3 separate regions of the Homo sapiens genome follow, and all the other regions are linked to region 1. A link is a contact called in ENCODE Hi-C or POLR2A ChIA-PET data. All regions are on one chromosome and are shown on one strand. The core of a region is the stretch at or near the end of the contact, and the rest is flanking DNA. Distances in the headings are between cores, read along the strand shown. Region 1 holds the start of DIPK1A (divergent protein kinase domain 1A). Region 2 has its middle 24 kb from the start of LRRC8C-DT. Region 3 holds the start of GBP5 (guanylate binding protein 5).

Evidence for each region. Hi-C counts contacts between places; a loop is a spot of excess contacts on that map. ChIA-PET counts read pairs that join two places held with the same protein, here RNA polymerase II (POLR2A). Pooled maps may share reads with other maps.
Region 2: a loop to region 1 is called in a map of CD4-positive, alpha-beta memory T cell, with 4 times the contacts of the local background. The contact joins the enhancer-like site here to the promoter of DIPK1A in region 1. A Hi-C loop is called at or near these places in 1 of 168 maps with a recorded cell type or tissue (CD4-positive, alpha-beta memory T cell) and 5 of 50 pooled maps. POLR2A ChIA-PET finds 5 or more read pairs at or near these places in 2 of 52 experiments (CD4-positive, alpha-beta T cell and GM12878).
Region 3: a loop to region 1 is called in a map with no recorded cell type, with 5 times the contacts of the local background. The contact joins the promoter of GBP5 here to the promoter of DIPK1A in region 1. A Hi-C loop is called at or near these places in 1 of 37 single-sample maps with no recorded cell type. POLR2A ChIA-PET finds 5 or more read pairs at or near these places in 1 of 52 experiments (CD4-positive, alpha-beta T cell).

Annotation. Positions count from the first base shown.
Region 1 is chr1:92,959,071-92,962,848 of GRCh38, forward strand. It overlaps DIPK1A (divergent protein kinase domain 1A), which reads right to left and starts at 2,392. Exons shown (of 5, transcript NM_001006605.5): 1 at 2,306-2,392. The coding sequence starts at 2,359. RefSeq lists silencers at 1,953-2,512, 2,673-2,752.
Region 2 is chr1:89,606,743-89,610,519 of GRCh38, forward strand. No RefSeq gene overlaps it. Among named protein-coding and RNA genes, the nearest start is that of LRRC8C-DT, 24 kb to the right of the region's middle. Within about 2 kb of position 1,674, at least 12 of the 41 ENCODE cell types and tissues checked have a DNase peak (open chromatin) inside an H3K27ac peak, as active enhancers do; they include CD4-positive, alpha-beta T cell, where a contact is called at or near this core.
Region 3 is chr1:89,270,437-89,274,420 of GRCh38, forward strand. GBP5 (guanylate binding protein 5) reads right to left here and starts at 2,424. Exons shown (of 12, transcript NM_052942.5): 1 at 2,016-2,424; 2 at 319-426. It also overlaps the pseudogene LOC100421401.

The sequences.
Region 1 (3,778 bases), core at 1,142-3,641:
AGCCCAGGAGTTTGAGACTAGCCTGGGCAACACGGCGAAACTCCGTGTCTACAAAAATTAAAAAAATTAGCTGGGCATGGTGGTGTGCGCCTGTAGTCCCAGCTTCTCAGGAGGCTGAGGTGAAAGGATTACCTGAGCCTGGAAAGTCCAGGCTGCAGTGAGCCCAGATGGCACCACTGCACTCCAGCCTGGGCAACAGAAGGAGACCCGTCTCTAAATAAATAAATAAATGAATAAATAAATAAATAAGTTTGGTTGGAAGAGGGAGTGGGGGAGGTGAAATGAAATAAAATACTGATGAGGGTGGCTGATGGGCATATGACAGTTCATTATTGTTTTCTGTTTTCTGAAGGTATACAAATTTCCACAGTAAAACACTTTTTTTTTTTTTTTTTTTTTGAGACGGAGTCGCACTCTGTCGCCCAGGCTGGAATGCAGTGGCACGATCACGGCTCACCACAAGCTCTGCCTCCCAAGTTCACGCCATTCTCCTGCCTCAGCCTCCCGAGTAGCTGGGACTACAGGCGCCCGCCACCACGCCCGGCTAATATTTTGTATTTTTAGTAGAGACGGGGTTTCACCGTGTTAGCCAGGATGGTCTCGATCTCCTGACCTCGTGATCCGCCCGCCTCGGCCTCCCAAAGTGCATGAGCCACTGCGCCTGGCCGTTTTTTTGTTTTTGTTTTTGTTTTTAAGAGGCAAGGTCTCACTCTGTTGCCCAGGCTGGAGTGCAGTGGCGTGATCTCAGCTCACTGCAATCTCCGCTCCGGGGCTCAAGCCATACTCCCACTTCAGCCTCCCGGAGTAGCTGGGACCACAGGCACCCAACCAACTTTTTTTTTTTTTTTTTTTTTTTTGTATTTTTAGTAGAGGCGGGGTTTCACAATGTTGCCCAGGCTGGTCTCAAACTCCAGAGCTCAAGGAATCAGCCCGCCTCGGCCTCCCAAGTGCCGGGATTACACGTGTGAGCCATCGCGCCTGGCCGGTAAGCTTTTTTTTAAACTCACATAAAAGATTACACAGAGGTACCTGGCCTGGGTTGAATTCTAGAAGGGGTTGTGACAGTGTTACTCAAGTGCACAATTACTATTGGTGGTGCTTGCTACAAAGACTCAGTTTTATTCGTACACGCTTAATATCATGGGTTGTCAAATCATGCTTCCAATTTGCAATACGTCACTCATTTCAGGGTAATGACTTACACATACAATTTTCAAACAAAAATGTAAGATTTACTTGCCTCATGATGGTTACCTTCTCAACTTTTTTCATAATTTATAAAAGCACCAGCTGACCCCAAATCATCTACCTCTTGGCCTTTTAATGTAAGCGGTAAAGGAATACTGTCCTCTGAATGCAGCGTTGGCTAACACTGCTGACCCACGCAAGGCATTGATTTGTAGTTGTTTTTCCATCGGAGTGATGGATTTGCGCTCAGCTACTCGCGGTGTCTACTAGGTCCCCCTGGTGACCAAACAGTACACTTAGGCAGTAGTAGGGTTCCAAGGCACAGACTGGCAGCGGAACAGAGGGTGGAACGGGAAATCATGAAAAATTAACACGCGAACCGTACACACGACATGACTGAGAATTACGTTTGCATTACTAGGGTATTTGGGATCCACAGACCAGCCACTAGCCCCTTTCCTTTAAAAAGCAAACACCCATCCGCCTGGTTCAGGCTTATCGGTCTCCACCTCCCATTTAAATCTTGGGTGTGATGGAACGACCCAACCAAGGGGCTCGGCACGAGGCACACGCTGCTTTTTGGAGCCTGGGGAAACACTGGTGTGACAAATTGTCATAATTTTCTAAGACACGGAGGAATGCTACACCACCTTTCCTACCACCGACTTAAGACCCAAGACACTGAGTCAAGGGCAACCGACCTGCGGGGGCCCACGGGGGAGGGGGGAAAGCCCCGAAAACACCAGGGAGAAGGCGGCCCGTCGAGCTCCGCCTGGAGCGGCGCAGGGCTGCGGGCAATGCCCGGAGCGCGGGGTCGTACCCAGGTCACGTCTCGGGGCTCTCAGGATGCGAGGGCGTACCCGGGCGGGACGACTCGGGCCCTGGAGCCCGGCTGGCCGCGGCGCGGGAGCCGCGAGGGCCGCGGTGGGGGGCGTCGGCAGAGCCGCTGAGGGGGCTGGGGAGGGCGCGCCGCCAGGTGCCGGACGGCAGGGGGCAGCGGGGTTCGGGCGGGCACAGACCCAGGGAGGGAGGAGGGGAGCGGGCGAGTCCTGCGCGGCGCGGCAGGGCACACGGCCGGGTGCTCCCGCAGCTGGTGGCTGGGCGGCCGCCGGCCTACCTGGAGGTAATAGGGTTTCCTTAGCCAGGCCCCCGGACAGAGACTCCTCGCCATGGTAATCACACATCGCCCCGCCGCGCTGCAGTCAGAGGCGGACCCGAGCGCTGGCGGCCGGGCTCCCCGCCTCCCCCCGCCTCCCCGCCCCCTGCCCGGCCGGGCCCGCCCACTCCCCCGCCCCCGCCGCGGCGCGCGCCGCGCTCCCCTCGGCCCGGCTGCAGTGAAGGCGGCGAGAGGCCAGAGGCCCAGCCTCCTGCCCTGTTCGCCCGCCGGCCGCCGCGGCTGTCAGAGAGGCTGCTGCCGACTCCGCCATAAAGGGGAGTCGCACCTCGCCTCCGCCGACACAAATCGACTGCGCCTGGAGCTTAAAGGGGAGGCGCGCGGAGGCGGGAGGGGGCGCCGCGGCAGCGGGGGTGTCGCACGCTCGGCGCGGATTGGGGCGTGCTTCTCGCTGGCTGATGCGGCGACCCCCGGACCGCGCTGGCCTCGCAGTCTGCTCCGGCTTCCGGCTCCCCGCGCTGCGCCCAGCTGCGCGTCCCGCCACCCGCCCCGGCAGCACCGACGCTCCCCATGGACTCTTCTCCTGGAGTCAGGACGTGTCTGGACGGGTTGTTTGGAAATTCAAGGGAAGCTTGGGGCTCCTTCCCTGGGGACTGGCTCGTCCTCCCTCGCCCTTGGTGGCGGTCGGGGGAAGGGGGTGTCTGCCGCAGCTGGAGACGCAGACCGGGGCATCCCCCCAGGACTGGGCTCAGCTTCGAACGCGGACAGGGCGCCCCACTGCTGAACTCGGTGCCCCCCTTACCACGCTCCAGTTCGCCTCTAACGGCCTACAACTTTTTTTAAAAATGTACTTTTAAAAAATTCCGACTTTTTTGGTTTATATTGTTTTTAAGACAGCTTCAGAGTTTTCCTGGCCCCGTCCAGGAACACTGATTTCAAAAGAAAACAAAAACAAAAACACCGAATTAAATACAGTCCTGAAGGCAGGGAGCCTGGGACGTGGCCTGCTGCTTGGTTAAGGCTACATAACACAGGGTGTGGTGTCTTTCTTTTGACAATGAGTTCCAAATAAGGGAAAAAAGAGCCACCCTAGTGGGAGAACAGCTGTTGATCCAAGTGACTTGTAATGGAAGAAGCAGCTTTTTTTTTTTTTTTTTTTTTTTTGGCTGCTTTTTACCCCACCTACCACGTTTAAGCGTGATGCTAACAAAGTTTAGGTGGCCCGTTAGAGCTCATTCCGGCCTGTTGCTCTGAGAAGGGGTTTCCCCAGAAGCAAACCATTACTCATTCTCACTTGGTTTTTGCATAAGCCTTGTTCAGGTGCCTTGTTCTGAAGAGATACCTTCATGTCTGCCCCTTCCCTCAACCCACACACAGACACAGGTTTTAAACCTAGGTGATTTTTGTTGTGGTGGTTGTTCTTTCTGTTTTTGAGAGGGGTCTTACCATGTTGCCTAGGCTGGACTCAAACTCCTG
Region 2 (3,777 bases), core at 424-2,923, 3.4 Mb before region 1:
CACTACCTTGAACTAGTGTCCTTTAGATCTTCAGGGTATTCCCCTCCCAACTGTGTTAAGTTTGATGGCAGAATATCACTAGCCCTCATGGGGCCTCAGTTTCCTCTTCAGTAAATGAGGATAGTTGGGCTAAGTGACTCTAAGGCCACTTTTAGGCTCTGAGATGCTATGATTCTCTGTAGAATACAAATGGACTTTCTAACCTGGAAGTCAGCTTGGTCAAAACATGAGCGTACTTGTGTATTGGGCCTGAAAATCCTTCTCAGGTGTTGCAGTCATGATTCCAATACACACAAAAAGCTGGGAACTATTATCTTAGAGGTCTAATCATTTGTCCCAAATGAGTATTCAAATACACTCAGGCATCTAAGTTTTCTGAACTCATAGAAAGTTCCTGTTTATCCGAAGTCTACTTAAGTCACAGCAAAGTTTCCACTCATTCTCCAGGCTTTCCATGTTATTCCAAATCACACTGAAATAAAGTTCAGTATTGCATTACCCACACCTATGGCACCCAACCCCCAGGCCCCCACCACCTCACCCCATCACACAAGTCTCAATCAAGCATACATGCACTTCTCTGACACTAGGCTGAATCTTAGGGTGGAACACATCTGAAAATGTCTGTGTGGTTCAGAATGAACTCTGAAAAAGTTTCCGCCCATACCATTGAATAACATCCTGTTGTTTTGGCTTTTTTTTTTCTATCAAATCTGTGCAATAATGCCTTTGATTTGGCTTTCATTTACAATGATCTGCCTGATACCATTTCTCTGAAACATTCGGAACCAGATACAATCTTATTATAGTCAGCTACATAAAGTGGACCTTTCAGAGCATAAAGAAACATCTGTCCTCCATCTGTTGTGCCTGAAAAATAGGACTTTCAATAGAGCACTTTGTAGGGCACTAGTGCTTTTAATGGGCAAGAAATCCATTTCTGACTAAAATCTCAATAAATATATCTAAAAGAATATTTTCATCTTACAAACTGTCTTTCAAAGAGCACTTCAAAGGCCACTCTAGCAAAGTGGCATATTAAGAACATCGTCTCTAGACTCAGCCAAACCTGGTTCAAATACTTGCTTTGTGGATATACTGGCTGTGTGATCTTGGAAAGTTATTTAACCCTGATAATTTTAAGTTTTCTCGGGGATGTAAAATAGAATGCTAGCATCTACCCTGAGAGATAATATTTTTAAAGAGACTGGCACATGGTACAGCACCAAATACACATCAGCTGCTGTTCCTGTTTTGTTATTGCTGCTAATACTAGGAGCGGAATGGCCTGATTCCTGATGCAGCTGAATGAACACGGGATTTGGAATCAGAAAACCTGATTTTGCACTCTACCATTGCCACTGACTAGTCAGATGACCCTGGGGAAATCACTGAATGCTTCTCAACTTAGCTTCTTCATCTGCAAAACAGGGAAAATAAAAATAGCTATCTCACAGATAACAACTGTGAGGTTCAGATAAGGTGATTTACGTGAATTTCCTTTGCTAACTTCTAAACTCTGTACATATGAGTTCCTTGGTGATTGTTAGTGTTATGGGCTGAATGTTTGTGTCTTCCCCTAGAATTTATACATTGAATCTCTAACCCACAATGTGATGGTATTAGGAGGTGGGGTTTTGAGGGGTAGTTAGGTTTAGATGAGGTCACGAGGGTGGAGCCCCGTGTTAGAATTAGTATCCTTACAAGAAGTGACTAACAGCTCGCTCTTTGTCTGTGTGTGTCATGTGAGGACACAGCAAAAACTCAGCCGCCTACAAGCCAGGAAGAGGGCCCCCACCAAGAACTGAATCTGCCAACACCTTGATCTTGGACTTCCTAGCCTCTGGAACTGTGAGAAACAAAGTGTCTGTTGCTTAAGCCACCCAGTCTAGGATACTTGTTATCACAGCTCAAACTGACTAAGACCGTTAGTAACAACACCAGAACTGAAGAATGTATCAAATTTTCTTATTCAGAAATTTTTATTTACAAAAACCTTAGTGACGTGCTTAAGTAATTGTAGCTGATTTCCACTTAGTCACGGAAGTGAGGACTCTTTGCAGGGACTAAGGTAGCATCAGGTGCAGAACGTCTGCCTTTCCCAACAAAACTTTGTCATCACTGTGTACTCACCTTAGACCTGGTCTCTGTGAATGTTTAAAATGTGACCTTTCTGTTGGTGATGGGTCAGGAAAAAATAAGAAATTAAGAAAAATTTTAAAAACGTGTCCTGGTCTATTGCCAATGTATCTGAAGAGGTAGTGTTACGGGATCTTTGGGGTGTCACTTTTCTGGCCGGAAACCTCTGTGGCTGGTGGTGCCTTTGTCTGAGTTTTGCTCGGCCCGCTAGGCTTGTTCCACCCACTCAGCCTGGCAGGCTGCACTCAGCTCACGATACCGGTCTGGATCCCATGCCCCTAAGGGAGACTGCGAGTCAGGCGTGGAGTGGCAAGGGATGTGTAAGCGAGCATGGGGTCTGGCCACTGCGCAGTCAGACATGCCGGCTGCTACCACAGGGCGGGCAGCTCCACGTGCCAGCACAGGCACTGGTTCTCTGTGAGGCTGCAGCTGGACCAGGTGCACCACGAGCAGCTTCCTTGGCTGGCACCAGGGAATGTAGTGGCACCCAGAAACTTGGAAACATCAGGAACTGCAGAGCCCCAAAGAGGGAGTCAAAGCCCTGGCTCTAGGAGCTCCCAGGTCTGGGCTTCCCGAAGGGTCACAGCTCTTCTCTCCTTTTCACCCACAACGTGGCGAGCAAGGGGCATGTTTCAGCCCTGTTGGGGTTATAGATCTTTTAGCTTCGCCATTGGGCAGGCCCTGAGTTCTTGACCTGCGACCAGGAAGAATGAGGTGCACAGACAAGTGGAGGGTGAGCAAGACAAAGAGGAGCTTTTTTGAGCGATAGAACAGCTCAGAGGAGACCTGCAGTGGGTATCTCAGCCAGTGTTCAGCTCTCATCAGAGAGGGTAGCTCCTCTCTGCTAGGCAGGTCATCCTGATGAGTGTCTAGCTGTCAGCAGAGAGGGTAGTTCCTCTCTGCAGCTGGTCATCCCATTGTCTTCTCAGCTCTCAGCAGACGGGAGACACTGAGGTGGGTAGTTCCTCTCTGTAGCGGGTCATCCCACCATTTCCCCGTCCTCTCTCTATCCTCTCTCTGTCCTCTGCCGGAGTCTGGCTGAATCCAGGGTTTTTATGGGCCTCAGAGGGGAGGAAGTGTGTGCTGATTGGTCCATGGGTGGCCATGGGCTGGCCCAGAAAAAGCACTACAAGTCCTCCCTCCGGTCCTTGGAACTGGCAGCCTGGCCCTCAGGCTTCGAGTCCTCCCTGGTTTGAGGGTGGGGCTTCACTAGGCACCAGTCCCCTTCCACCCAGGAGCCAGTCGGCCTCCTGCTACTGTTCATGACACCCAGGCTGTTCATGCCAAGGGACACCTGCAGGCCAGCACCAGGCTGTGCTCAGCACCCGCCTCGGCATCCCTCCCCACTGTGCTTGTCAGTGCCCAAAGTCCAGAGGGGGCTGAGGCGGCAGGGGCCTGGCATGTCAGCACTGCCTCGTGTGTGTGTACACCCAGCCCGGCTGTGACATCGCCCACACTTGGCCTCAACTCCACCCTGTGATTGGAGCCAACAGCAGGGAGAGGCCAGGCAGTGGAAGCAGACACCTTCAAGCCTACGGGGGCTAACAATGGGGATTCCCAGGTCCCCTGAGAGTGCAGAGATGCCCGGGTCTGCAGCTGCAACCTGGGCGGCCGTAGAGGCGCCTGGGAGGGTGGGGC
Region 3 (3,984 bases), core at 1,174-3,673, 3.7 Mb before region 1:
ACAATGAAAAGGTTTGGATTCTCCATCTCTTTACTAGCAAATTTCAAAAACTGTCATTTTACAATTATGAAGACCCATTCTCCCTGCTTCCTCATAGCTAATGCCCTGGAAATCATTATGTTGACATAAATTAAAACAGAAACTGCTTGGCAGCAGAAAATAGGATATCCATTTGCAAATGGTGTAGCACTAGGACATGGGAGTCAGGAAATGCCTAGTGCAAGCCTGACCCAGAAAGAGGCAATTTTGCAACAAATTTAGAGACTCAAATGGCAGGTCTCTTCTCATTCTAATCTATTTTCAATGTAGTATTAGTACCTTATATATGTAGAATTCTGGTTGCCTGATTTGTATGCAGCGGAGGCCAGAATAATTTTTCCACTAGAAAGATATGGGCACCTTGAAGTGATGATCTACAACAATTAGCTAGAAAAACAAAAGATACATAAGCCAAATCTATAAGCAGATATTGAGAGCTTACAAGATCTTATGATTTGGGATGATGTCACTAAGGAAGAGGGAATGAATGTGTCTGAGTGTTCAGACTCTCTTATGAATGACAATAGCATTGTATATCTACATTAATAATAGTATTTGACATGTTGTCCCCAATGTCATCTGGATAGCATCTTTAATGCTTTTAGTAAAGCCAAATTTCTAAAACATTATTGCAGATTTAATGTGTTCAAGCCACAAACATAACTGTTGCTCTGTTATTCATAACTTAGTGTTCTGGGATGCATTCTCCCTAACTGCTTGAGCCCTATAACCTTTGCAAATAAAAACAATGCAAGAATGGTTCAAAATACACACACAAAATGCACATTTTGCCCTTGCCTTAAATTAGACTTGATTTCCAACCCCAGCCCTACAACTGGCTATCTGTATCTCTCTGGCATTTCACTCAATTCTTTCAGCTTGTTTTCTAAAAAAGCAAAAGTAAATAAACAACTATTTATTAACATCAGTATAACTGCTGGCTTATGAAAGAGAGTGAGCGAGCTGCAGGAGATTTTAAAAAGTGCAAAGAAGGAAAATGCCCAAAAAAAAATACTAAGAGAAAATGCTCAGAAGTGGTAGTGGAAGGATTTCTGAAAGAAAACATCTGTTTTCAGCCATATGATTCTAGTTTGGGTTTTGCGCCTGCATTTGTATATGTAGTTGTTATTGCTTGCTTTTGCTTATTTTGCATAGTTTCTGGTTTGAATTTCAAGGAAAAGGAAAAGGCTCTTATTAAGGATATAAATGGAAATCAAACTAGTACAAAATGCTTGAAGTATGTGTCATGGTAAGAAATTCAAAGGAGAGAATTTCAACGAGTGAACAGTTGCCAGACAGTATTGAGGGATCCAGTTGGGCAACTGTTAAATTAGGTGATTCATAATAGTAAAGGCAATAGAGTAGTAGAAGCAGAACCCAACACAAAAGGGGTTAGTTAAGTGAGTAGATGCCAAGAAACCAACATGAATTAAGTCAGGGCTATTGCTAAAGGAAGAAATCTACTTTCAAACAAAGTACAAGACTATGACTAAAAATACATCACTGTTTTCATGAAACTTCTCTCTGGGCAACATTTTTTTCTTGTCCTTAATGTTTGCAAGCTACTTACATTGCATCATATTCATTGTTCTTTCTCATGAAAATAATAGCTATCATAGTTTTTGAAACTTTCATGCTGAAGTTCGAGTCAGTTTAATCAGATTTTATGAAGGACGAAGGTAACTTAAGTGGAAATTATGATCCTGAATAAGTCATAAAATTGCAAAGGAAGAAAAATAATTTGAAGGCATTTCAAACTCTTAGTTTAGTCACCACACACATTGATGTCTAATTCAGCAAGAGGCAGACACAGCTGGTACTTGATGAATTCTGCTGCCTGTCTGATAAGAATACAATTTATTCTTTACTGAGGTCTGATATACCACATCAGGATAAGCTGCATCCTATCCTTTGTAGAATGTTTCTAAAACCAAATGAATCTTGCAAATCTCTTCCACCTCTTGCCCCAGTCTTACCGTGTCCGGAATTGGTGGGTTCTTGGTCTCACTGACTTCAAGAATGAAGCCGCGGACCCTAGCGTTGAGTGTCACGGTTCTTAAAGGTGGCGTGTCAGGAGTTTGCTCCTTCTGATGTTCGGATGTGTTTGGAGTTTCTTCCTTCTGGTGGGTTCGTGGTCTGGCTGGCTCAGGAGTGAAGCTGCAGACCTTCGCGGTGAGTGTTACAGCTCTTAAGGCTGCGCGTCTGGAGTTGTTTGTTCCTCCTGGTGGGTTCGTGGTCTCGCTGGCTTCAGGAGTGAAGCTGCAGACATTCCCAGTGAGTGTTACAGCTCATAAAGGCAGTGTGGACCCAAAGAGTGAGCAGCAGCAAGATTTATTGCAAAGAGTGAAAGAACAAAGGTTCCACAGCCTGGAGGGTGACCTCAGTGGGTTGCCACTGCTGGCTACTTCTCTTATCTGGCCCCACCCACATCCTGCTGATGGGTCCATTTTACAGAGAGCCGATTGGTCCATTTTACAGAGAGCTGATTGGTCTGTTTTGACAGGGTGCTGATTGGTGTGTTTACAATCCCTGAGCTGGACACAAAAGTTCTTCATGTCCCCACTAGATTAGCTAGATACAGAGTGTGGATTGGCCTATTTACAAACCTTGAGCTAGATACAGAGTGCTGATTGGTGCATTTACAAACCTTGAGGTAGATACAGAGTGCTGATTGGTGCATTTACAATCCCTTAGCTAGACATAAAGATTCTCCAAGTCCCCACCAGATTAAATAGATACAGAGTGCTGATTGGTGTATTTACAATCCCTTAGCTAGACATAAAGATTCTCCAAGTTCCCACTAGACTCAAGAGCCCAGCTGGCTTCACCCAGTGGATCTTGCACCGGGCGGCAGGTGGAGCTGCCTGCCAGTCCTGCTCCATGCACTGGCACTCCTCGGTCCTTGGGCCATGGATGGGACAGGGTGCTGTGGAGCAGGGGTCAGCACAGGTTGGGGAGGCTCAGGCAGCACAGGAACCCATGGCGGGGTGAGGTGGGGAGCGGGAGAGGGGAGGAGGCTCAGGCATGGCAGGCTGCAGGTCCCCAGCCCTGCCCCACCGGGAGGCAGCTAAGGCCCTGCAAGAAGTGGAGCACAGCAGCTGCTGGCCCAGGTGCTAAGCCCCTCACTGCCTGGGGCCGCTCCGAGTGCAGGTCCCTCAGAGCCCAAGCCCACCCAGAACTCGCGCTGGCCCTCAAGCACCGGGCGCAGCCCCAGTTCCCACCCCTGCCTCTCCCTCCACACCTCCCAGCAAGCTGAGGGAGCCAGCTCCGGCCTCGGCCAGCCCAGGAAGGGGCTCCCACAGTGCAGCGGAGGGCTGAAGGGCTCCTCAAGTGCCGCCAGAGTGGGTGCCCAGGCAGAGGAGGCACCGAGAGCGAGGGAGGGCTGCAAGGGCTGCCAGCACGCCGTCACCTCTCATTACCTTGATTATAAAATCGGGAGAAGAGGTATTTTAGAGCTAGTAAGAAAACTGCTTCCATGAGGGACTGGGCACGGTGGCTCACGCCTGTAATCCCAGCATGTTGGGTGGCCGAGGCGGGTGGATGACGAGGTCAGGAGATCTAGACCATCCTGGCTAACACGATGAAACCCCGTCTCTACTAAAAATATACAAAAAATTACCTGGGCATGGTGGCGGGCGCCTGTGGTCCCAGCTACTCGGGAGGCTGAGGCAGGAGAATGGCTTGAACCTGGGAGGCGGAGCTTGCAGTGAGCCGAGACTGCACCACTGCACTTCAGCCTGGGTGACAGAGCGAGACTCTGTCTCAAAAAAAAAAAAAAAAAGAAAAGAAAAGAAAAAAGAAAGCTGCTTCGATGAGAACTTGCTGAGTTCGAACTCTCGTCTTTTACTTTCACTGTGGTGATTTCTCATTTATTTTCTTCACTCAGTCCTGGGGTTTTTGTTCTTCCCACCCCATTTTCCCTGCTCGAAAAAGGAGACAATTTGA